2 separate regions of the Homo sapiens genome follow, and region 1 is linked to region 2. Evidence: read pairs that join two places in POLR2A ChIA-PET (ENCODE). Cell type or tissue: PC-9. All regions are shown on one strand. Links, peaks and the distances in the headings refer to the core of each region. The heading gives the core; the rest is flanking DNA. Region 1 overlaps SPNS2 (SPNS lysolipid transporter 2, sphingosine-1-phosphate). Region 2 overlaps SPNS3 (SPNS lysolipid transporter 3, sphingosine-1-phosphate (putative)).

Region 1 (10,133 bases), core at 5,134-10,133, 68 kb after region 2:
AGTGGCAGCTTTGCCCTGTCTCTTCTGCAGATAGGGCTGGCCCAGGTCACACAGTGAGGCCGTGTGAGGAAGAGCACCGGTCTGCTCTGGGCCTGGTCCTCGCCTGGTGGCTGGGAGGTTGGTGAGTGGGGCCACAGGGGAGAGGAGAGGAGAGCATCGGCATCGGGGCAAGAATCAAACCTGGAACGAGGCACTAGCCAGAGCTTGGAGGCTGGGGACAGGGTCCTGTCCTCCTGCCTCCCGCTTTCCTCTGCCCTCTTGGAGCCCATGCTAGGGTCTCCCCACTCCCACTCCTAGAGCCACGAGGTCTTCGTGATTCCTTCCCTGTCAGGCATGGGGTTCCTGAATGGGCTTCCAAGAGGCAAAGAGCAGGATCAGGCTTTGTCAACTGAAAAGGGCTGTGCCTGGGGAGAGGTGGGGTTACTTGGTCACACAGCTGTTTCCAGCATCCGTGTGGGGATGCTAGGGTGTTGAGGGGTGACTGCTTGCAGCCTTTTTGTGGGGAGTTGTCGGGGTGCAGGTGGGGAACACAGGCCAGATGTGGGAGCCTGGGGACCAGCTCGGCCTGGCTCCTGCAGCCTCTGTCCCGCTCACCTTCTGCACGTCAGCTTCCATCCGAGGCGGGGAGCAGCAGTCCCTGGCCGCCTTGGCTACTGAAGTAGCACGTGGGGAGAAGGCTGAGGGTTTGTGGGCTTGAGGGGAGCCATTCTGAGGTCTCTTATCTCTTCCCCACCCTCTTCCCCAGGCCCCTGCCTTATCCTGTGTCTGGCTGGCATATCATGACCCACTGGCCACACCCCCTGTGGGTCACGATAAGGCTGTGGCCACCTTATCCCTGGCCCCTGGTGGTCTTGGGAGTCCCTGGGCCAGGACAGGGCTGGGGAGGCTGAGCTGGGGAAGGAGTAGCCGTGCAAAGCCCCCAGATTGCTCAGGCAGAGCCTGGTTCCAGTAAAGCTGGCCCCAAATGATAGACTAGAACCACAGGCCAGAGGCCCGGCAGCCCGGCCCCGCCCACTCTTGGCATAGAGACACAGCAGGGAGGAGGGGGACACTCTGAGCTCCAGGGTGGTGTCTCTCTAGGGCTAGCGGGGTCTGCGGGCAGGACTCGTGGGTGGGGAGGGGTGTTTCTCTAAGGGGCCAAGGCTCTGGGCTGGGGGCCTCATCCTCATGGTCTCTGCAGAGACTGATCAGTAAGCTGCTCTGCCATTAATGACCCAGATTTGCAGGGTGGCTTGGGAGTAGGGGACCAGCAGATGTAGAACAAACCCAGTTGAGATTCAGAAATGAACCCAGCAGGGATGTCTTGGGATTCTGGGCCACTTCTGAAATGGGCAACCTGAGGCCCAGCTGCTCCTGAAGATCACAGCCTCCTGCGGGCAGACGGGGGCAGGATCTTGCCCTGGGGAAGCCTGGGGGTGAGTAGGAGTGAGTGTGCCTGAGTCCAGAGCACTGGCTCAGGGACTGCCTTGGCCCAGTCCCTAGGCTGGTGGGGTGCCAGCGGGGCCGGGCTGTGGGTTCCCAGCCTTAGCCATCCAGCGCCAGGTCAGCAGAGCCAGGCTCTCAGGCCCCTGTAATTACCGGGGTGGGAGCTGCAGCCAAGCGGGAGCAGGGGTAAGACTCCCAGCGTGAGCCAGCACTGAGGCCTCCACATGGGGACCTGGGTCCCTCTGAGAGGGACTGGTGAAGGGCATCAGGGCCCATCCTTTCAGATTGCTAGGCCCTGTCTTTCCAGGCATCTGCCCCCATTTTGGATAAAAGAAAACCAAGGTGGGAATGCCCCATTGTTCTCAGGTCATAGCTGGGGCTGTGTCCTGTCCCACTAGTTAATTACAAATGATAACATTTATGACATTTATTGAGGACCTACTATGTGCCAGGCACTATTCTAAACACTGAATGTGGATTAACCTACTTAAACCTCACAACAACCATATGAAATGAAGCAGGTCTTCAAATTAAGCCATATTACAGAGGAGGAAACTGGCACAGAGAGGTTATGTTATTTCCCCAAGGTCACACAGCAGAGAAAGTGGGAAAACCAGGATTTAAACCCAGATGCTCCAGTTCCAGAGCCCATGCTCTTGAGAATTTAGCTAAGCCACCTGCTGCTCTGAGACAGGCTCAGGTAGGGTGAACGTGGGCTGATACTGACTGTGCTTGGGGAAAGCAGGGGGTACGCGGGGACAAGCTTGAGTGCCAGGTGCCCTGTCTGGGCTGCCTAGGAAGGAAGAGACCTCAGGATCACGCTGTTGGCATCTTGCATTTGAGGCTGGCCTGAGCCGAGGGCTCTTGAGGTCAGTGTGGATTTCCTCTTACACCTTGGCCTTTCGAGGATTCTGTGATGTCAGCAGATTGGGCCTGGCTGGAGGAGGGAGGAGGAGGCCAGAAGTCCTGGAATCGGGGCTTGACTCCTCTCGGGGCTACTGAAGAACCAGCAGTGATGGGGAATCACTGTGAGTGTCTGGGGCAAGCTGTTGAGTGAGTCAGGGCCAGAGTCCATCCAGTTCTGGGGGTGCCCTTGAGGTTACAGGCACCACTTCACCAAGAGCCTCAGAGGAGAGAGGCGCAGGTATCCTGGTAGACGCGACTTTGGATCTGCGCCCTAGAGGTGAGGCAGGTCTTAATGGCTAGAGAGGGATAGCCTAGGAAGAGGCACAGCTGTGGCCAGGGCTGGGCGGCCTACAGCCTGTGATGTGTGATTCCAGGGAACTCAGAGCAGCCTGGCCAGTGGTTTCCAATCACCTGGGCAGTGCGTTTATAGATTCTTAGGTCCCACATCTAGAAAGGGTGACTCTGCAGATTTGGGGAGGGCCCCAGGAAGCTGTATTTTAATAAGCACCTTCCCTAAAGGTGATTGGGATTCTCAGGCAGGTTTGGGGATCTTCCCAGTCTCTGCATTTACACAGGAAGAAATAGGGGTCCAGGGAGGTGAAAAGTCATGGCTAGCAGCATTTCCCTTTGCCTGGAGTCAGGGGCTGTATGTGTGTGCGGTGGGCACTGTGGTTGGGAGAAGAGCTGGCTTAGGGCCAGACCGTGGAGGCCTCAGATGCTAGAATTCTGGGCGGCAATGGGGCTGCTAAGTGTGAGTGGGCAGCCGTACCCACTGGGCCAATACTCGTAGAACAGCGCCTGGCACAAAGTAGTTGGTGGATATGTGTCAATATGTGCATTGTCGCTGTTGTTATTGGTACCATTACTGAGCCAGGGGTCTGGGCCAGTGGATCTTAAAGGACTGATGGACGACTCTGAGGCCAGAGGTCACCAGTGGGCCACAGCGTTAGCTCCTTGAGTCCAGGCACTGTCTCGGGGTCTCTAGAGGCCCAGACCAGGACTTAGAACTCAGTAGGAGATTCGTAAGAGCTTGTGAGATCAGGCAGCAGGAGGGATGCCGGCTGGCCGGCAGGGGCTGGAGGCAGGGAGTCCAGGGAGGAGGCTGGACGATAAAGCAGATGGAGAATCACCGGGGCCCATTCATGAGGTGGAGGGAGCCAAAGGGGTATCCTGGCTGACTCCCAGGGTCCTGCAGTGTCCTACAGGGTCCGCTCAGGGAATGGGGACCCAGTGGTGAGCTGAGGAATCAGTCAGGAGGCTGGGAAACAGGGATGAGAGCGTCCAGGGGTTGAGCCTCCAGGAGGTGGTTGGTTTCAGAGGAGGAAAGGAGGTGAGAATATTGACTTGGGAAGGGAAAGAACTCTCCAGAGTTCTTAGCCAAGTGTCGTGGTCCACGCCTGTGGTCCCAGCTACTCGGGAGGCTGAGGCAGGAGGATGGCTGGAGCCCAAAAGGCTGAGGCTGCAGTGAGCTGTGATTGTGCCACTGCACTTTAGCCTGGGTCAGAGAGCAAGACCCTGTCTCAAAACAACAACAAATGCTGTCACCTGTGAAAGGAGGAGAGGAAAGGAACAGCTGGCAGAGGGGACAAGTCAGAGCTGTTCTCACCACCAGGGTGAGGGAGGTGTGGGCGTGTTTGTGGGCTGCTGTGCAGGAGCCGGAAGCCAGGGAGAGGCTGAGTGCACGGGCCCAAGCCAAGGACTGACCCAGCGCAGCCTCCCTGCCAGGCGAGAGAGACTGTTGGCCCAGAGTAGGGGACGTTGGCCTCAGACAAGAGGTGAGACCTCCTGGGGCTTGGGAGGTACGTAACTTGTCAATGGATGTTGTTCCAGAATGTTTTCTTGGGTGATGAGAACCCTGTGGCTAGGAGACGATTCCAGCTGTGGATTTGGGGTATGCCTGGAGAGGCCTGCATTGTGGCTGTGTTGGCTGGGGTCTGCATCTGGGGTAGGAACCCCACTTTGCATGCACGCCTGGCGGGGTGGGCTTGGCCTGAGCTGTGGGAGGCTGCTCCTGGGCGTGAGGCCCATCCTGTGACCCACCAAACCTCAGCCTCCAGGAAAGAGGCTAAAAATAAGGCTGTGGTGAAGAAGGGAGGGGTGCGTGGGCCTGAGCCGTGCTGGAGCCCAAAGGAAAATCTGAGGCGACCCGCCGAGCTGCTGTGACACACGCTTCCCGTGCCAGCGGCCAGCGGGATCTCACCCTCCTGTGGCTGTGGCCGCCTCCAGGCCCGGAAGAGGGAAAGCAAGCCAGAAAGGTTCAGCCCAGGTCCGACCTTGGGCCTCGCAGCCTGCAGGAAGCCCTGCTCCCTGGGAAGGTTCTCTCTGGTCTTCTTCCTGGAGCTTGGACTTGGACCCAAGACTGGGCGCTGGGGAGTGGTGGGACGGGAGCAGGCCATGTTATCCAAAAGCTTCCTGTGTCCTGGGAACTGCCCAGGACTTCCCAGAGACCTTAGACGCCCATCTGGATGTGGAGGAATGTTCTCCCTCTACCAGGAGCTCTATGTGGTAGGAAGTCAGGGGAAGGCTTCCTGGAGGCAGAGGCAAATCCTGGACCTTGAAGTCATCGGATGGGGAAGTGTGCCGCTGGATAGCTGGATACTGCAGGGAGGAAGCGAGAGTGCTTTGATTTGCCGTGGACACAGGATGTCATCATGATGGCTATTTTGATATGGCCTCCCTCCCAGAAATGGAACCTGCAGTTACTGCAGACCCGTGTCCCTCCTCTGGACTATGGATGGGGACCCTCCTGCCTCCTCCTGACTCCGCCCATCCTCTTGTCCACCCGACACCAAAATCGTGACTGTCCCTGCTCTGAGTCCTGGAGATGACCGGCCACGGCTCCTGCCTGGCTTGTGGTCTAGTGGAGGATGAAGAAACATTCACCCACGTGTAAAGTCCCTGTGGGTTATGTGTGTGCTGGGCCCTGGAGGACACCAGCAAACCACGCAGAAGGCAGCGTGGCAGGAGAACGAGCTTTGGTTTTTGGCAATAGACCTCGTTTCAGATCTCACCTCCAAAACAGAATGTACTGTGTGACAAATTACTTCATGTCTCAGAGCCTCGGTTTCTTCCTATATAAAATGGGATGAGAATCATAAATACCAGCACAGATAGTGAGGACAGCGTCTGTACCATCTTCAAAGCCTCACGCAGTTCCTTGGAACTTAGCGGGAAGCGGTAACTAGCGGCTCTCAGCTCAGGAGGAGCTCATAGCTGTGCTTCTGTGTGCATTCCCTATAGAACCCACTCATCCTGGTAGGCCCAGTGCTAAAACGAGTTTGGACAGGGGAAGAGTGGGGGCAACTAACTTATTGAGGGTGGTGGGAGGGGAGCAAGCAGGGGAGATATTCCAGAACAGGAGGCATCTGAACTGGCCTTGAAGAAGTGGCAGGAGTGAGCCTGGTTGACGGAGTTGTACCAGAATAGAAGAGGAAGTGTGCAGAGTCAGGGGGCCATGAGTAGTTTGGGGTGGCTAGTGGAGGGGTGGTGTCCTGAGAAGTGAGGCCGGAGGGCGGGGCTGGCAGGGCCACACCTTCACCCTGTGAAGTGACTGTGCCACAGAGGGATGGGATCAAACCTACACATCAGGAGGGGGAACAGAGTCCTGACCCAGAAAGGAATGGGTTGTGGGGCTGTGAGCCTCTGGGGCTGGGTCAGGGCACCTCAGAGGTCCCTCTTGCTGGCTCTGCCATCCACAGGCCTAGGATTGGCCCCGGCTTCTACCTTCAAGGCAAAGCCACAGCCTCTGCCTTGGTTATTAAGTCATTAACTGGGCCTCACACAGCCTCTTCATTACGGGTAATTATGGTCAACCCACTCAGGGCATTAACAAGGAGGAAGACAGCTTCTCTGGCTGTCAGGCTGCTGGGACATCCGCCCGTCTGTCCTGCATTCCGGGAAATTGCTCAGGATTCCAACCTGGGTCTCGGAAGGGACAGTGACGTTCCAGCCTCCCCACTCCTTCCACACCCCCAGTCCCAGCTGCCAGCAGGATCCTCATACAGCACCTGGAGATTCCACTTTTTCCTACTTCCCTGTGGTGTGACTTTGAGCCCACAGCCTGACTTCCTATGCTCCAGTTTCCTCATCTGTCAACTTGGATCCTAGTACCAGCCTCCTAGGGCTGTGTGGGGATTATACAGGCATTTAATGCTCAGTTCGGCAAACCATCATCTGTTGAATGCTGCCATCATCATCGTCATCATGAAGAGCTCTGGAGTCCCCCAAAGGCTTCTGTCCCTGCCTGTAAGGCCCCCAAAGGCAGGGCCATCTCCTCTTCCTTCTTCCGCTGTCCCTTCTCACTGCAGATGTGCTATGGTCAGCGGGGCTCTGGCCTGTGCCCTGGGTCCTCCTGTCCTCACAGATAATGCAGGCAGGGACCCTGAGGCCCACGGGGATGGGGGTTGTGCTTACTCAGGAGCCCTGGCTGAGTGCTGCGAGGGGTAGGAGGTCCAAGATCCTGCCTGTCCCCCAGAAGCCATGGCTCTGCCAGTCTGCTGGGGCTGTGGGTGGTTTCTGGGTGGTCCAGCTGCTGCCCCCACCCCGTGACGTGCAAAGCCCTAAAGTAGTTGGGCTTGGAAGCGGGTGTGGCCTCAAGAAATCCACTTCTCCCAAGAAAACGGGCCTGGAGCCCCGCCTGCTTCCCTCTGTACCCTGGGCCAGAATCTGAAAATGGAGGGGCCCGGTTATAATCCTGAGGGCAGCTGGGGTGACAGTGTGTGTGTGTGCGTGCGCGCGCACGGGTATGTGTGTGCGCGCGTGGGTGTGTATGCATGTGTGCAGGTGTGTGCACACACGTGCGTGCGTGTGCAGGTGTGTGTGTGCATGTACAGGTGTGTGCGTGTGTGTGCGAATGTGGTTGTGCACATGTGCAGGTGAACCAGAGTGAGCGGCTGCCCCTCCCAGGCCAGAGGGCTCCCCGCAGCTTTCAGGGCCCCCGCTGCTCTCTGAGTCATGGGCTTTGTGTTCCCCCTGAGGGAAAGGCCTATGTCTATTGCACTGATCCACGGCCTGGGCCGCAGGTAGGGAAGAGGCCCAAGCTGGCAGATAGGAGGTGTGGTTGCCCATGGGGCAGAATGACCGCAGAGGAGCCCTGCCTTTCCCTGCCCCTCGGGTCCTTGTGAGTGATGGGAACAGGCTGAGGACAGGAGGTCCCCGGGGAGGCAGGAGGGAAGCCTGGGAAACCTGGGCAGGGTAGAGGTCGCAGCAGAGCAGGAGTGCCGCAGATATGGCCAGGCTGGGCCCTGCAAGGCGGGAAAGAGGCTGGGCTGGTCTGTGGGGACACCAGCCATCAGACTCGGCCAGTGAGCACCCTCTGTCTTCCCTCCAGGCGTCCTTCTGGACATCCAGCAGCACTTTGGGGTCAAGGACCGAGGCGCCGGCCTGCTGCAGTCAGGTGAGGCCCACCTCCCACCTTCCCCCCCACGCCCAGGCGTTGGCGTCGTGGGTCCTGTCCTGTTGGTCGTCATCTGCCACCCGGTCTGTCTTCCCCTGTCCTGACTCCTGGAAAGAGAGTGGGCTTTGCATCCCAGTCTCACTATTGCCACCTGCCAATGGCACTGCTTCTCTGAGCCTCTGCTGCTTTTCTTGTGTAACAAAATGAATAATACCTGCCCTGAGGGGCTATGGCAGGTAAAGGAGAGTGCAGGCAGAGGTTGCAGAGGTGAACTTTCTCTGGGTCCTGGGGCCTCATCGGGACCCAGTGATCCAGGCTCCCTCCTGAGGCTGGTGCAGGGAGCTCCTTAATTCAGTAAGTTGGGCAATGCCAGCAGAGCCGTGGTGACCCTGTTTTTATCTCCTGCCCTCCCCCACATTCCTTCCAATATCATCAACCCTGGGAATCGCCTCTTAGGTGACGAAGCAAAAAACTCCAGCTAGTCAGCCCCAGAGCGGTTCCCAAGCCCGGGGCAGGCGCCTGAGAATCTGGGCCCTGGACTGGACGTGGGCCTGAGGTTCCCTACCACCCTCTCCCCTGGGGCCCAGGCTTCTGATGGGCTGCCAGAGCAGGGCCTGAGCCCCCAGGCTGCTGGAAGCTGGGCCGGGACAGTGTGGGAGGCCATTAAGCACTTATGGCAGCCCACCAGCCCCTCCCTCCAGGGAGCGTGCCTCCCTTGTCCCTGCCTTCCCCATGACATGGCCCTGTGGGAGCTGGGCCCTTGGCTCCCTGGCCTTCCCACTGGCTGAGGCCATGTTGGCGATGCTCTTAGCAGCAACCTTCAGGCCTGGGCAGAGACTAAGGCCAGTGCTGCCACTCAGGGCTTGGGGCGGGAGGCCTGGTCCTGACTCTGCCCTAGTCATGCTGTGTGGCCCCAGCCTGGATCCTGCTTTCTCTGGGCCCTTGGCCCTGGAGTCCATCTGGCTGTGAGCCCCCGTCAGATGCAGGATGAGGTCCCCATGGTCTGCATTCCAGTCCAGTCGGTGAACCCCTTCCCCTGCCTGGGCCCTCCTGGGAGGGAGGGGGTGGAGTGAGCTCGTTCTGTCCAGGAACCTGCCTGACCTGTCTAAGTGGCATTCCAGTACTCACAATCCCTCCCGAGCTCACAGAATGCCACAGCCACTCCCCCCACCTCCCTTCCTAGCTGTCCTTACAGCCCAGATGGGGACTTTGGGGCTCAGAGAGAGGGGTTGCGATGGTTCTCAGGCTCAAGTGAGACTTGACTGTTCTAGGATGGGGCAGGGCCGTGCGGTCCAGTATCCCCTATAGGTGGCCAGGTCCCTGCCCTGGCAGACATCATGTTTTCCCAGGCCATGAGCCCAACGCCTCCCCTACCCCTTCCTGGGTCTCCCTGGCTAGGCCAGAATAAGTCTGCCTGCCCTGCCGCCTGAGACAGGTTCCTCTAGCCCTCTGGGCTGTGTGCATGCAGTGACCAGCACTGCAGCTGGGAAATGGAGTTCCAGCCACATGGGCGCATGGGAAGGAGTGGGCTGCCAGGCTGGCAAGGAAAGGGTGGGAGAAGGCCTAGCTGCCCAACCCCCGCCCTGTGTGGCCCCTGACTCACTGGGGACCTGGCCCGAGCCTCATCCCCCTCCTGGTCCCGGCCTCACTGCCTCATCTGGAGCAAGGCTCTACCCCACGCATCCTCCATTTAATGACCACTGAGCATGGTCGGGGCCAGCACAGCCCAGGGAGGGGGCGGGAGGTACAGGGAATGGTGGGGAGGGTCACAGGCCGGGCAGGGGGTTGGGGGCTCGGCTCAAGGCAGGTGTGAGGGTTCCCTGGTTCTTTCTGCGGTTCTGTCCCAGGCTGGCTTCTCGGGCTCATGAAAGAGAAGTCACTCCGTCCCTCCTCATCCCGGTGGCCTGGCTGGAGGTGGACAAAGCACACACAGGCATTGTCTTGTTTCATTCTTCCAGTAACCCTACGGGCTCTGTTTGTCAGCTGCACTTACCAGATACAGGGACAAAGGCCCAAGACAGGGAAATGGCTTGCTTGAGGGCTGGCAGTGGAGAGCAGCCGGCCTGGAATAGGGACCTGGGCCTCTGCCTCTGCTGCCCATAGGCTGGGGGGGAGCCTGGATACCTGGCATCTCAGTGTCCCCAGGGCGGGTGCCTCTGGGCCATGGTGAGAATTGCCAGCATTCTGAGGGACCCTCTAGTCTGTACACCATGGCCCTCACCTGTCACCTACCCCGGCACAGCTAGGATGGCTCCCCAGGGTGCCCTCACCCCTTTGGCCACCTAAGCCAAGAAGCCAGTCGAGTAGACCATGATGTTACTCAGTGGACAACTAGGCAAGTCACATAATTGGCCTGTGTCCCAGGCACCTGTGCCTTCCCCAAGCCCGATAAGGTCGGAGCCAGGTG
Region 2 (11,910 bases), core at 6,650-11,649:
GCTGGCTGCTGTGGACCCAGGGAGGAAATCGGACTTGGAGTTCCTGAACTCAGGAATGACCATCTCATGGGGCAGAGATAGAGGCTGGTTGATGGCAGTCCTGCGAGGCGGAGAGGTGCGGCCAGACAAGGGGGAGGCACAGGCCGGGCTGGGAGCTCAGGAGGGTGCCTGCAGCTGCCAGGCATCTCTGAGACCTGGGCATCGATCTGTCAGTTACCAGCTCAGCATGCCAGAGAGTGGCTATGGAATCATGAAACTCTAGGGGCTGCAGAGCCATCCCCAGACCTGGTCATCGTCTTTGAGGAGCTCAGAGGTCAGGAGCTTCTCCTCACATGAGGTCAGGAGTTCGAGACCAGCCTGGGTAACATAGAAAAACCTTGTCTCTACAAAAAATTTAAAAAATTAGCCAGGGACAGTGATGTCTTCAGCCTCTCGGGAGGCTGAAGCAGGAGGATTGCTTGAGGCTGAAGCAGGAGGATTGCTTGAGGCTGAAGCGGGAGGATTGCTTGAGGCTGCGGTGAGCCCTCTAGCCTGAGTGACAGAGCAAGATCTTATCTAAACCCCTAAAGACAAAAAGCCAAAACAAAGCAAAACAAAACACATGAAACAAAAAACCCCAAAGGGGTGTATGGGGTGAGAACAGAGCTTCTTGGGTGCCAGACTGGGAGCTTGGACTTTCTGCCTTGGGCAATGGGGAGCCATATAATTGGATTTGAGGCCCTGATGGAGGCAAAATGAGCCAGGGAGTCAGTTCAGAGGCTGCTGTAGTGGATCAGGCCAAAGCTGAGGAGGCCTGAGTTGGAGTGTGGGCCAAGGGCACGCAAAGGCGAGAAGGGGCAAGAGGTGGATGGGAGCCAGGAATCACCAGTGTGGAGCTCTCTGAACCCACGAGCCTGGGGACCCGCTATCTCTGCCGCTAGCCCTGGAGGTCCCTGGCTGGGCCCTAAGACCCTGAGTCTTGCCTGTCCAGGTCCCTTCTCCATCAGCACTTCCTCTGTATGTGCAAGAAAGGGGGCTGTGGTTACTGTGGGGATAGAGACCTGGAGAAGTGAAACCGTGCTGAGCATCTGGGAACTGGTGGGGGTAAACAGCTAAAATGTTCTTGCAGGAAACAGCTCTTATGGGGCCAGGGTGGTAGGCTACAGATGAAAGCAAGGGTGGGTGCACGCTTGGCTCTGGATCACCTCTAGAGTACCATGGGGCTGAGAGGAGCCCAGGAGGAGAGAAAACAAGGGGATGAGTCCTCATTCCTGAAAATGGAAGATGGGCACAATTTGGAGCATTTTCGTTTAGCTATTTATTTTGCTTACCTGTGTTGTCTCCTTTTTTTCTTTCCAATGACTGTCTTCTTTGTGTATTTAAAATAATAAAAGGGGGACTTTGAGAGGCCGAGGCAGGTGGATCACCTGAGATCAGGAGTTCGAGACCAGACTGGCCAAAATGGTGAAACCCCGTCTCTACTAAAAATACAAAAATTAGCCAGGCGTGATGGCGGGCACCTGTAATCCCAGCTACTTGGGAGGCCGAGGCAGGAAAATTGCCTGAACCCAGGAGGCAGAGGTTGCAGTGAGCTGAGATCGTGTCACTGCACTTCAGCCTGGATGAAATAGTGAGATTCAGTCTCAAAAATAAATAAATAAAATAAAAATAAAAAACAAAATATTAAAAGGGGAAAAAGACATAACAGTTTGTATGCCAGGTTGCAGTGGCAATTGGGGACAAATTAAATGTCTAAACAAAGATTTCTTTTTTTTTTTTTTTGGAGACGGAGTCTCACTCTGTCGCCCAGGCTGGAGTGCAGTGGCATGATCTCAGCTCACTGCAACCTCCGCCTCCCAGGTTCAAGCGATTCTCCTGCCTCAGCCTCCTGAGTAGCTGGGACTACAGGCCTGTGCCACAACATCTGGCTAATTTTTTGTATTTTTAAATAGAGATGGGATTTCACTGTGTTAGCCACGATGGTCTTGATCTCCTGACCTCAAGATCTGCCGGCCTCGGCCTCCCAAAGTGCTGGGATTACAGGCGTGAGCCACCACGTCCCTCCCTGAGCAAGGATTTTTTGCTTTGCTCCTCTGATCCCTTGATCTTCATGTGCATGGGGCAGCTCTTAGAGGTGTGCACGCAGGGCTTTCTTGGTGTGGGTGTTTCTGCGGGGACCCACTTGGGGGCTTCTGCTCCCCTTCTGTGGTTCTGGGTGTGTGGACAGGCTGCCTCTGGCTGAGATTTGAGCCCCAGCTCCCCCAGCTTCAGACGGGCAACCTTGGGCCGCTAAAGCCTCTGTTTCCTCATCTGTAGAATGGGGGCAATGACAGTCCCCCTCTTTTAGGATGACAACTGCGAGTGTACAGCTCAGGGCCTGGCTGTCAGTCACCTCCTGACTGATGAAAGTGAGGATTGTTCTTCTTCATAATAATGACAGGGCCAGAGCCGCATGGCTCACGTGAGCAGGTGCTGCAGACCCCGACCCTTTCTAGGACACCAAGAGGCTATCAGGAAACAGACCCTGGTGTCTGGGAGACCCACTTTCTCTCTCTACATTAGGCTGGGTGCCCACTGCTGTGCCTCTGGAAGAACAGGCTTGTGTGTGCACATGCGTGCAAGCCAGGACACGTTCGTCTTTTTATGTACATGTTCACCTATGCATTTCCAGTGTTTGTGCATGAGCGAGGCCACTGTGCTGTACAGCTCCAGGGACTTCCGTTTACACAGTGGCCTAAGTAAAGGGCTGTGCACTGAGCAGCGACAGGGGGCTGCCGCTCCTCTGACTGCAGTGTGGATGGCAGCCCTGAGCCTGTGCATACGCGGGCAGGCCTCTGGGTGCACATCTCACTGCACATGTGTCTGTGTGTCTGGGTGTATGAGTGAGGCTGGGTGTACATGTCTGTGAGAGTGAGTTCCTGTGTGTGTGTGTGTGTGTGTGTGTATTTGTGCCTCTGCAGGTGTGTTTCTCTGGGAATGCCTGTTTGTATCTATATCTGTGTTCCCATATGAAGAGGAGGGAAGGAGCCGTGTGGCTGCGTGCTTATGTGTCAGTGTGTGTGTGTGAATGTCTGTGCCTTTGGGATGCTTCTTTCTTTCTTTTTCTTTCTTTTTTTTTTGAGATGGAGCGTGGCTCTTGTTGCCCAGGCTGGAGTGCAATGGCGCGATCTCGGCTCACTGCAACCTCCACCTCCCAGGCTCAAGCAATTCTCCTGCCTCAGCCTCCCGAGTAGCTGGGATTACAGGCGCCCGCCACCACGTCCGGCTAATTTTTTGTACTTTTAGTAGAGACGGGGTTTCACCACGTTGACCATGGCTGGTCTCAAGCTCCTGACCTCAGGTGATCCGCCAGCCTTGGCCTCCCAAACTGCTGAGATTACAGGCGTGAGCCACCGTGCCCAGCCAAGGGATGCTTGTTTCTTTGAGTGTTTGAAATGCACACGTTTCTCTGTGTGCCTGCTCTTGTGTGTGTGGTTGTACAGCTGTATGGGAGAGAGGGGGAGAGAACAGTGGGCTTGGGTGCCATGCCCTGTGCTGTGCTGGTCAGCTGTGGCCCTGTGCCAAACCTGGAGCAGCTGCCTTTAGAGGCCAGGAGGGCTACTTCCCGTTTCCTGAGCACTGTCCCTCTGTCTGCAGGAGTGCTGCTGGATATACAGGAGGTTTTCCAGATCAGTGACAACCATGCTGGTTTGCTTCAGACTGGTAAGGAGGAGCCCTGGCTCTGGAGCCGGGGCCCTGGGTTCATGCTGGGGTGGGCTCTTTCTGTGGGTCATGTTCTGTGCCCAGCTCCAGCCCCACTGGGTCCCCTGGCACAGAGGGTGGGTGGGGTATGGGCCTGAGGGACAGTCTAGGCAGGAGCAGGAGAGAGCCTGGGCTGGAACAGCCATGGTAGTTTGAGTGTAGGGTGCCGCGGGAGAGCAGGGGGAGGTGGGGCTGGGAGAGGTCCCTCAGCCTCAGGTCCTCGCTGTGGAGCTGGCCATTCCTTCCCTTCGTGTTGGTGAGGCTCAGCGGTGCACCAGAGGCTTGCTGGGCTTTGAGAAATCCTGATGTGTGCTTTCCTCTCACAGAACTGAAAAATCTGACTACTGGGACACACAAAGTCAAACAGACAGACACAGACAGGCACATCCCCCCACATGGGCTCAGATGGACTCTGGGCCCACAGACAGCCTGACACCCAGCAGCAGGGAGCAGCCACACGTCCCATCGCAACATCAGAGCGGTTGGGGTCATGAGGCGTTAGCTTTTCCCTTGTGGGTGCCTGGATGGTGACACACACCCACAGTGTGCATATCCACACACCCACATGTGCACACACATGGTCACAACACGTGATACGCCTGTGCACACACCCAGGCTGTAACCAGCAGGCACCGAGGGTCCTCACAGTCCATCATCTCAGGGCTTTAGAACATGGCTCTTAAACCGGGGTACAGGGATCCCTGGGGATACACAGTCACTTTCCAGGGGTTACATGAACACAGAGAGTTTTGAGAGACTGATTTATTTCTAGATTCTCAAGCCTGTATGTTTTTTTCCTAAAATGACCTGCCTGAGGGGGAGCCTGTGGTCGGCCTGTGGTTCTCCTTCCTCTCCTTCCATTGTACAATTCCCTGTCTACCATGGTAAACAGAAAGGGACTCCTCTCCGCATCCTGGATGTGCTGCTCCTGGGTGTAAAAACCTCTGGGGTATCAAACAGAGGCCCCTGCGTGGATGCTCGGCTTTTCCCAGGGGGACCTTGGGAGCAAAGCAGAGAGCATCAAGAGAAACGTGCTGGGGAGATTTGCCCCAGGCTACAAGCGCAGGCAAGGAGCCAAGCCTTATCTAGCTGTTCCCGTGTGCAGTGTCTACTATTTATCTACAAATTAGAATTCAAAGTGAGATAGCGGTCTCAGGGATGCATGTCAACACATTTCTTTCAATGAAAGAAAATGAAGCCAACATTTTTCTTATAATCAGTTTGACGTCTAATTGCTTTGGCAAAAGAGGACAGGCATTATTACTTAGATTCTACTGTAGACATTTCCCATAAACTGAATAAACTCAACCCTGTAGCTCCAAGAGTTTGGATGAAAATACAGTTTAAAAAAATACACAACAACGCTGGAAATCCCATCCTTGGCAACGATTCAAACTTGGGATAAGAACATTTTAATGTTAGCTGAAAATGTGTGGAGGAGTACATAGTTCTAGAAACTTCTTTAAGAGTGACATGAGAGCCAGGTGCAGTGGCTCACGCCTGTAATCCCAGCTCTTAGGGAGGCAGAGGCGGGAGAATAGCTTGAGCCCAGGAGTTCGAGACCTGCTTGGGCAATATAGTGAGACCCTATTCTCCACAGAAAGGAAAAAAAAAAGACAAAAGAGTTACGTGAGCAACAGTTAGAAGATCATGGCTTTAGAACATGCATGGTTTCCAATTGCCCCTCAATCTTGTGGCCAAGAGACAGCAGCTGATGCTGATCTTCCAGCCATATCTGTGGCCAAAGTGAGACCATCTTGGTTCAACACCCACAACCTTCTCGATTAAATAGATAATGGTGGTTTAGTCAACATTTCCCTTCACTGGTTCTTTTTTTTTCCTTTTTTTCTTGAGACGGAGTTTTGCTCTTATTGCTCAGGCTGGAGTGCAATGGCATGATCTCGGCTCACTGCAACCTCTGACTCCTGGGTTCAAGTGATTCTCCTGCCTCAGCCTCCCAAGTAGCTGGAATTACAGGCACCTGCCATCATGCCAGGCTGATTTTTGTACTTTTAATAGAGATGGTGGGGGTGTGTTGGGGGGGGTCTCACCATGTTGGCCAGGCTGGTCTCGAACTCCTGACCTCAAGTGGTCCACCAGCCTTGACCTCCCAAAGTGTTGAGATTACAGACGTGAGCCACCACACTGGCCCTTACCATAGTATGGTTCTTACCGTAGTGGTCAAGATTATTACTACAAGTCCTGGGCCACGGAGGGAGAAGTGTGTGTGTGTGTGTGTGTGTGTGTGTGTGTGTTTGGCAGTAGGTGAAGAGAAAGGTCATCTTTGCAGAAGCAGCTCAAAAATTTCATGAAAGGACAGTGGGCTTAGAGGCCTGATGACCAGGCTGGTCTCTGGTGGCCTCAGGTGAGTCTCTTTACCTTTTCCGGTTACCGTGCTATGGCCCTAGACCCAGCCTGTTGTCTGTCCACAGGGCTGCTGAGAAGAGGAAACTGATGACTGAGAGAGAGGGTGTTGAAGAGATAGAGGGGTTGGGCTGGGCACGGTGGCTCACGCCTGTAATCCCAGCACTTTGGGAGGCTGGGTGGATCACCTGAGGTCGGGAGTTTGAGACCAGCCTGGCCAACATGGTGAAACCTCGTCTCTACTAAAAATACAAAAATTAGCCAGGTGTGGTGGCAGGTGCCTGGAATCCCAGCTACTTGGGAGGCTGAGGCAGGAGAATCACTTGAACCCAGAAGGCAGGGGTTGCAGTGAGCTGAGATCGTGCCACTGCACTCCAGACTGGGCCACAGAGCAAGACTGTCTCAAAAAAAAAACAAAAAAAGAGAAGAGGAGTGGAAAGTGAGAAGAGGCAGTGGTCAGGCTCCCTCCAGCCACCCATGGGATAGAGAAGCTGCTGGAGTGAGTTCATTAATTAATAATATTTAAAACTAACACTGACTTGGCCCTTACCACATGTCAGGCACGATTCTAAGTGCTTTAAATATCAACTTATTTAATCTTCACGACAATCCCACCAGGCAGGTTTTACTATTATGTCCATTTTACAGATGATGAAACTGAGGCTCAGAGAAGTTATGAGACTTGCTGAAGCTGGGATTTGAATCCAGGAAGTGTGCCTCCAGAGTCTGTCTTTTAACTCTGGGAGCATTCATTTCACCCACTGTGTCACAGAAATGATTTGAATTAGGAGACCTTGGGAATGAGGAGTGTCTGTTTTCCCCTTGGGAAGGGCATCTGCAGATTCACAGAGCGTCTGCAGGTTTAAGGCACTTAAAACAGCCTGCAAGTGATCCCTGCATGTGAGGAATATGAGGATATATACATATTTGTTGTTGTTTGTTTGCTTTTTGTTTTTTTTTTTGAGAGAGACTCTCGCTCTGTCACACAGGCTGGAGTGCAGTGGTGCGATCTCAGCTCACTGCAACCTCCACCTCCCAGGTTCAAGCAATTCTTCTCCCTCAGCCTCCCCAGTAGCTGGGATTACAGGCGCCCGCCACCATGCTCAGCTAACTTCTGTATTTTTAGTAGAGATGGGATTTTACCATGTTGGCCCGGCTGGTCTCGAACTCCTGACCTCGGGTGATCCACCGGCCTTGGCTTCCCAAAGTGCTGGGATTACAGGCGTGAGCCACCGCGTCCAGCTGGGAAATAGTTTTATAACTTTTGGATAAAGAAGATATGCATAAACAAGATATGAAATAACACTTGCCCCTCCAGAAGGTTAATAAATTTGACTACAAAGCTAAACACTTCCGTATGATGGTGATTGAAATTATGCAATCAGTAATAATAATAGATAACATTTATTGGACATTTACATGAAGCTATGCAGATAACTTTTATGTGCTTTATTTTACTTAATTCTCTCAGTAACCAAACAAGGGAATAGCACTGTTGATGAAAGGGGAACACGAAGAGTTAAGGAATCTACCAAAGGTCACATAGCTAGAAAGTGGTGAGCCAGGATTTAAACCCAGCCAACTTAGTCCCAGAAGTTGCGTTTCTAATTCTTAAAACAAATATAAAAGACTATGGGAACTTATTTCCAAAACATATTAACAAACAACAGCCCAATAGAAAAATGGACAGTGGGCCGGGCACAGTGGCCCACGCCTGTAACCCCAGCACTTTAGGAGGCCGAGGTGGGCGGATCCCTTGAGCCCAGGAGTTCGAGACCAGCCTGCACAAGATGGTGAAACCCCGTCTGTGCAAAAACTACAAAAATTAGCCAGGTGTGGTGGTACTTGCCTGTAGTCTCAACTACTCTGGAGGCTGAGATGGGAGGATGGCTTGAGGCCAGGAGGCAGAGGCTGCAGGGAGCTGAGATTGAACCACTGCACTCCAGCCTGGGTGACAGAGCGAGACTTTGTCTCAAAAAGTAAAATAAAAGTATAAATGCAGCTGTGTCCAGGGAACATTTTACCTATGTAGGAAAACCAACTTTTTCCTGGCTTCCTGGAATCATCACTAGTTCACAGTCAATATGCTTATTCTTTTTTTTTTTTGAGACCAAGTCTTGCTCTGTCGCCCAGGCTGGAGTGCAGTGGCGTGATCCCGGCTCACTGCAACCTCCGCCTCCCAGGTTCAAACGATTCTTGTGCCTCATCCTCTCGAGTAGCTGGGAGTACAGATGCCCACCATCACACCTGGCTAATTTTTTTGTATTTTTTTTTTTAGTAGAGATGGGGTTTCACTATGTTGCCCAGGCTGGTCTTAAACTCCTGAGCTCAGGCAATCTGCCCGCCTCAGCCTCCCAAAGTGCTGGGATTACAGGCGTGAGCCACCGCGCCCGGCCCAGTGTGCTCATTCTAAAGCGTCCTCATCTGCTGCTCAGAGTAGGCCCAGGCTGACTTCCCTCTTTCCCTGCTCCCCGTTGCCCCAGTAGGTGCATGAATGAAAAATCAGACCTGTCCCCATATCCAGGCTCACGGGGGTCATGTGTGTTTGTAAAGCCGGGAAACTGGCATCTGCTCCATGCCTGACGCTCCGCATTCAGTTCCCATCTCACCTTCACCATCCTGGGAGAGGATGGTGACCTCTCCAGTGTTGGGGTGACACTCAGAGCAAGCGGCAGAGCTGGGCTTTGGGTTTGGGGCCAGATTGAGGCCTCCACACTCTGGGCTGCGGCTGCATGTTGGCCACGCACTGTGAGGTTCACCTTATCTTTTCTTCCTCATACCCTGGGCCCACTGCCAAGATGCCAGCTTGTGGCATCTGAGTCAGGCTCCTTCCCTGGGCCTGCTGGGCCATCTGCCCTGCCACGGTCGTGGGGGGATCCAGGCTGCCCCTGTGTGTCTCCTTCAGTCTTCGTTAGCTGCCTGCTGCTGTCTGCACCTGTGTTTGGCTACCTGGGCGACCGACATAGCCGCAAGGCTACCATGAGCTTCGGTATCTTGCTGTGGTCAGGAGCTGGCCTCTCTAGCTCCTTCATCTCCCCCCGGGTACGTGTCCATGCCCCTGTCCAGGCCCCTGAGGCCCCTTCCCCACCTGCTTCCTCCCTGATTCAGCCCCGTCAGAGCTGCGTGGGGACAATTCTGCTCCATTCCTGGCTGTGACTGGATCAGGGATTGCACTGAGGGCTGGGAGAGAAGGTGAGAGCACAGTCTCCAGTCTCCAGCCTGAGTCTGCACAGGGCAGAGCTGGTGGACTTTTTTTTTTTTTTTTTGAGACAGAATTTCGCTCTTGTTGCCCAGGCTGGAGTGCAATGGCGTGATCTCGACTCACTGCAAACTCTGCCTCCCGAGTTCAAGCAATTCTCCTGTCTCAGCCTCCAGAGTAGCTGGGATACCAGGCGCGTGCCACCACGCCCAGCTAATTTTTGTATTTTTTAGTAGAGACAGGGTTTCACCATGTGGGCCAGGCTGGTCTCGAACTCCCAGCCTCAGGTGATCCACCCACCTCGGCCTCCTAAAGTGCTGGGATTACAGGCGTGAGCCACCATGCCTGGCCAAGCCAGTGGACTTTCTTAACAGGAGGCCCCCTCTCTCCTACCTCTCACTGCCGCACCAGCTTCATTTCTGCCCGACTCTGCTGGGGGTGGGGCTGGGGGTAACAGCTGCTGTCTTGGGGAACTGGCCTGGTTAGCAATGGTGGGACCCAGGAAAAGGGCTCCCCTGGGCAGGGGGGCAGGTGGTGGCTGCAGGGGACACACGTTTGACTTTGGGAACCTGGAGTGGAGAGGTGTCTGTAGCCCCGATCCCCTCTCCCTACTCTGGGGTCCTGTGTCATGAGGTCCCCTTGGCTCCTCCGACAAACCCTCGGGTCCCTGGCCCTATGGGTGATTTCTGGAACTCACCGTGGTCTTGTGCCTGCTCGCCCAGTATTCTTGGCTCTTCTTCCTGTCCCGGGGCATCGTGGGCACTGGCTCGGCCAGCTACTCCACCATCGCGCCCACCGTCCTGGGCGACCTCTTCGTGAGGGACCAGCGCACCCGCGTGCTGGCTGTCTTCTACATCTTTATCCCCGTTGGAAGGTTGGTATCACCCGTGGGTCTACTTCCCCAGGTGGTAAACTGAGGCCCAAAGGAGTCAGAACAGGGGCTGGACCTGGGTAGGAGAGGTCAAACCAGGAGGGCTGGGATTTGAGTCCCAATGCTACCCCTCCCTCACCATGTGAGTCTACCTCTCCTAGCCTCAGTTTCCTCATCTGTAAACGGGGGCAGTGACACCAGCTGATGGGCTTGGGGAGGAATAGAGGTGATGAGGATGTGCCGTATAGATTCACACACTCGGCAGTGTGGCCCACCCAGGGAAGGGCCGGCTATGGGAGGTAAGGTGAGGAAGCGTGTTAGGGCCAGGCCCTGCACCCCACAACAGGCTAGGCCAGAGCAGGATTTGCAATCAGGACCCTGGCCTCTGACCCAGGTTTCCTGAACTTGCCTGACTCAAGCAGGGCCCAGCCTTGGGCAGGAGGGTGTAGGGTATGTGTTTCCATAGGTGGAGAGAGTGGCGCTGGGGGTGGGCCAGGAGCCAGAGGTCACTGGTGACCTGACCGAGGGCAGTGGACATCTGGGCCTCACGTGGCTTACTTTCCTCAGTGAAACAGGTCTGAGCCTGCAGAGAGCCAGCTCCCTGGGGCGTGGGGGGGGCACCCTGGGTCAGGCTGGTGGTGGGGTCTGCCTTCCGCCTCCCTCCCCTCACAGCCCATCGCCCCTGCCCCTTTGTTGCAGTGGTCTGGGCTACGTGCTGGGGTCGGCTGTGACGATGCTGACTGGGAACTGGCGCTGGGCCCTCCGAGTGAGTCCAGCTTCCTTTTCTTCCCTCTGCTTTCCCTCTGGACCGGCAGGGACTTTCCAGCCTTGGGTGACCTTAGCCACTTGGCGTAGCACCCGGCGCCATTAGGGGGACGGGGGGTGGTGGTCAGGCATCGGCAGCTTTGGACATGTGGGGCCTCATAGGGAGCATGGGGTGTGGAAGTGGTGGCCGTGGGCTCAAAAGCTGGCTGCTTAGTTTACCAGCTGTGTGATCTCAAGCAGATCACCTTCTTCTTCAGAGCCTCAGTTTGCCTGTCGGTAAAGCGGGGGTACTAAATGCTACCTAAGGCATCTTGAGGATCAGTGAGATGAGAGATGGAAGTTCCAAGCCGCAGGGTCAGGGTGTAGAGTAGGCCCTTGAGGACTGGCAGCTAGGCTTGCTCAGCAGTTCAGCAGAATGCTCAAGAAGATGCCGGGCAGGCCCCGCTGGGGCTCCAGCCCTTGTGTTTCCAACGTGGGCATGGAGAGGGACCATTCTGAAGAGGAAGGAACTCCATAGTGGAGGGTGCTGAGCTCAGCCCTGGGAGTGCAGCTTGGTGGGAATGCAGGCTGCGCGCAGACCACTGTGGAGCCAGCCCAGTGCCGGGGAGCTGGCGTGTGAAGTGCTGAAGCCAGATTTGGAATTTTGGGGGTGGGGTGGGCTTCAAGGAGGCAGGTCTGACCTGGCTTGAATAAACCTTCTCATGGTCTCAGCTGTTTGAAGGCTGCCCCAAGGTGGGTAGTGAGATCCCCGTCCTTGGGGTTTGAGCAGAGGGGCCGCTAGGAGAGGATGCCAGGGCAGGACTGTGTGGCAGATGGAGGCCTGGGCCAGGGAAAGATCAGCTCTAGGACAGCAAGTACTCAGGAGGCAGGGCCAGTGTAGCGAGGGTCCCTGTTCTCAACCGTCTCAGGCCCACTGACCTCAAAAGACTGGTGTCTGTACTGGAAAGACGGGAATTACATGAAGTCCCAAAGAGTCTCCACTCCCTGGAAA

The links. ChIA-PET counts read pairs that join two places held together with the same protein. Peaks named below come from ENCODE experiments on the same cell type or tissue, not always from the same donor. Only the 100,000 strongest peaks of a DNase experiment are listed, where the experiment ranks them.
Region 1: POLR2A ChIA-PET joins it to region 2 with 5 read pairs; 5 of 35 experiments call an interaction of 5 or more read pairs at or near these places.

The regions. Positions count from the first base shown.
Region 1 is chr17:4,505,587-4,515,719 of GRCh38, forward strand. It overlaps SPNS2 (SPNS lysolipid transporter 2, sphingosine-1-phosphate), which reads left to right. Exons shown (of 13, transcript NM_001124758.3): 2 at 7,661-7,726. Among named protein-coding and RNA genes, the nearest start is that of SPNS2, 12 kb to the left of the region's middle. RefSeq lists enhancers at 1-623, 3,860-3,919, 6,613-7,259, 8,616-9,273. In PC-9, for the core only: a CTCF peak has its summit at 8,038; DNase peaks (open chromatin) are centred at 7,355, 8,065, 8,835 and 10,075; H3K4me3 peaks cover 2,624 bases; H3K27ac peaks cover 5,000 bases.
Region 2 is chr17:4,436,043-4,447,952 of GRCh38, forward strand. SPNS3 (SPNS lysolipid transporter 3, sphingosine-1-phosphate (putative)) reads left to right here. Exons shown (of 12, transcript NM_182538.5): 2 at 3,616-3,681; 3 at 8,990-9,126; 4 at 10,006-10,157; 5 at 10,854-10,920. Among named protein-coding and RNA genes, the nearest start is that of SPNS3, 8.1 kb to the left of the region's middle. RefSeq lists an enhancer at 3,347-3,847. In PC-9, for the core only: no CTCF peak of the experiment used is centred there; a DNase peak (open chromatin) is centred at 8,879.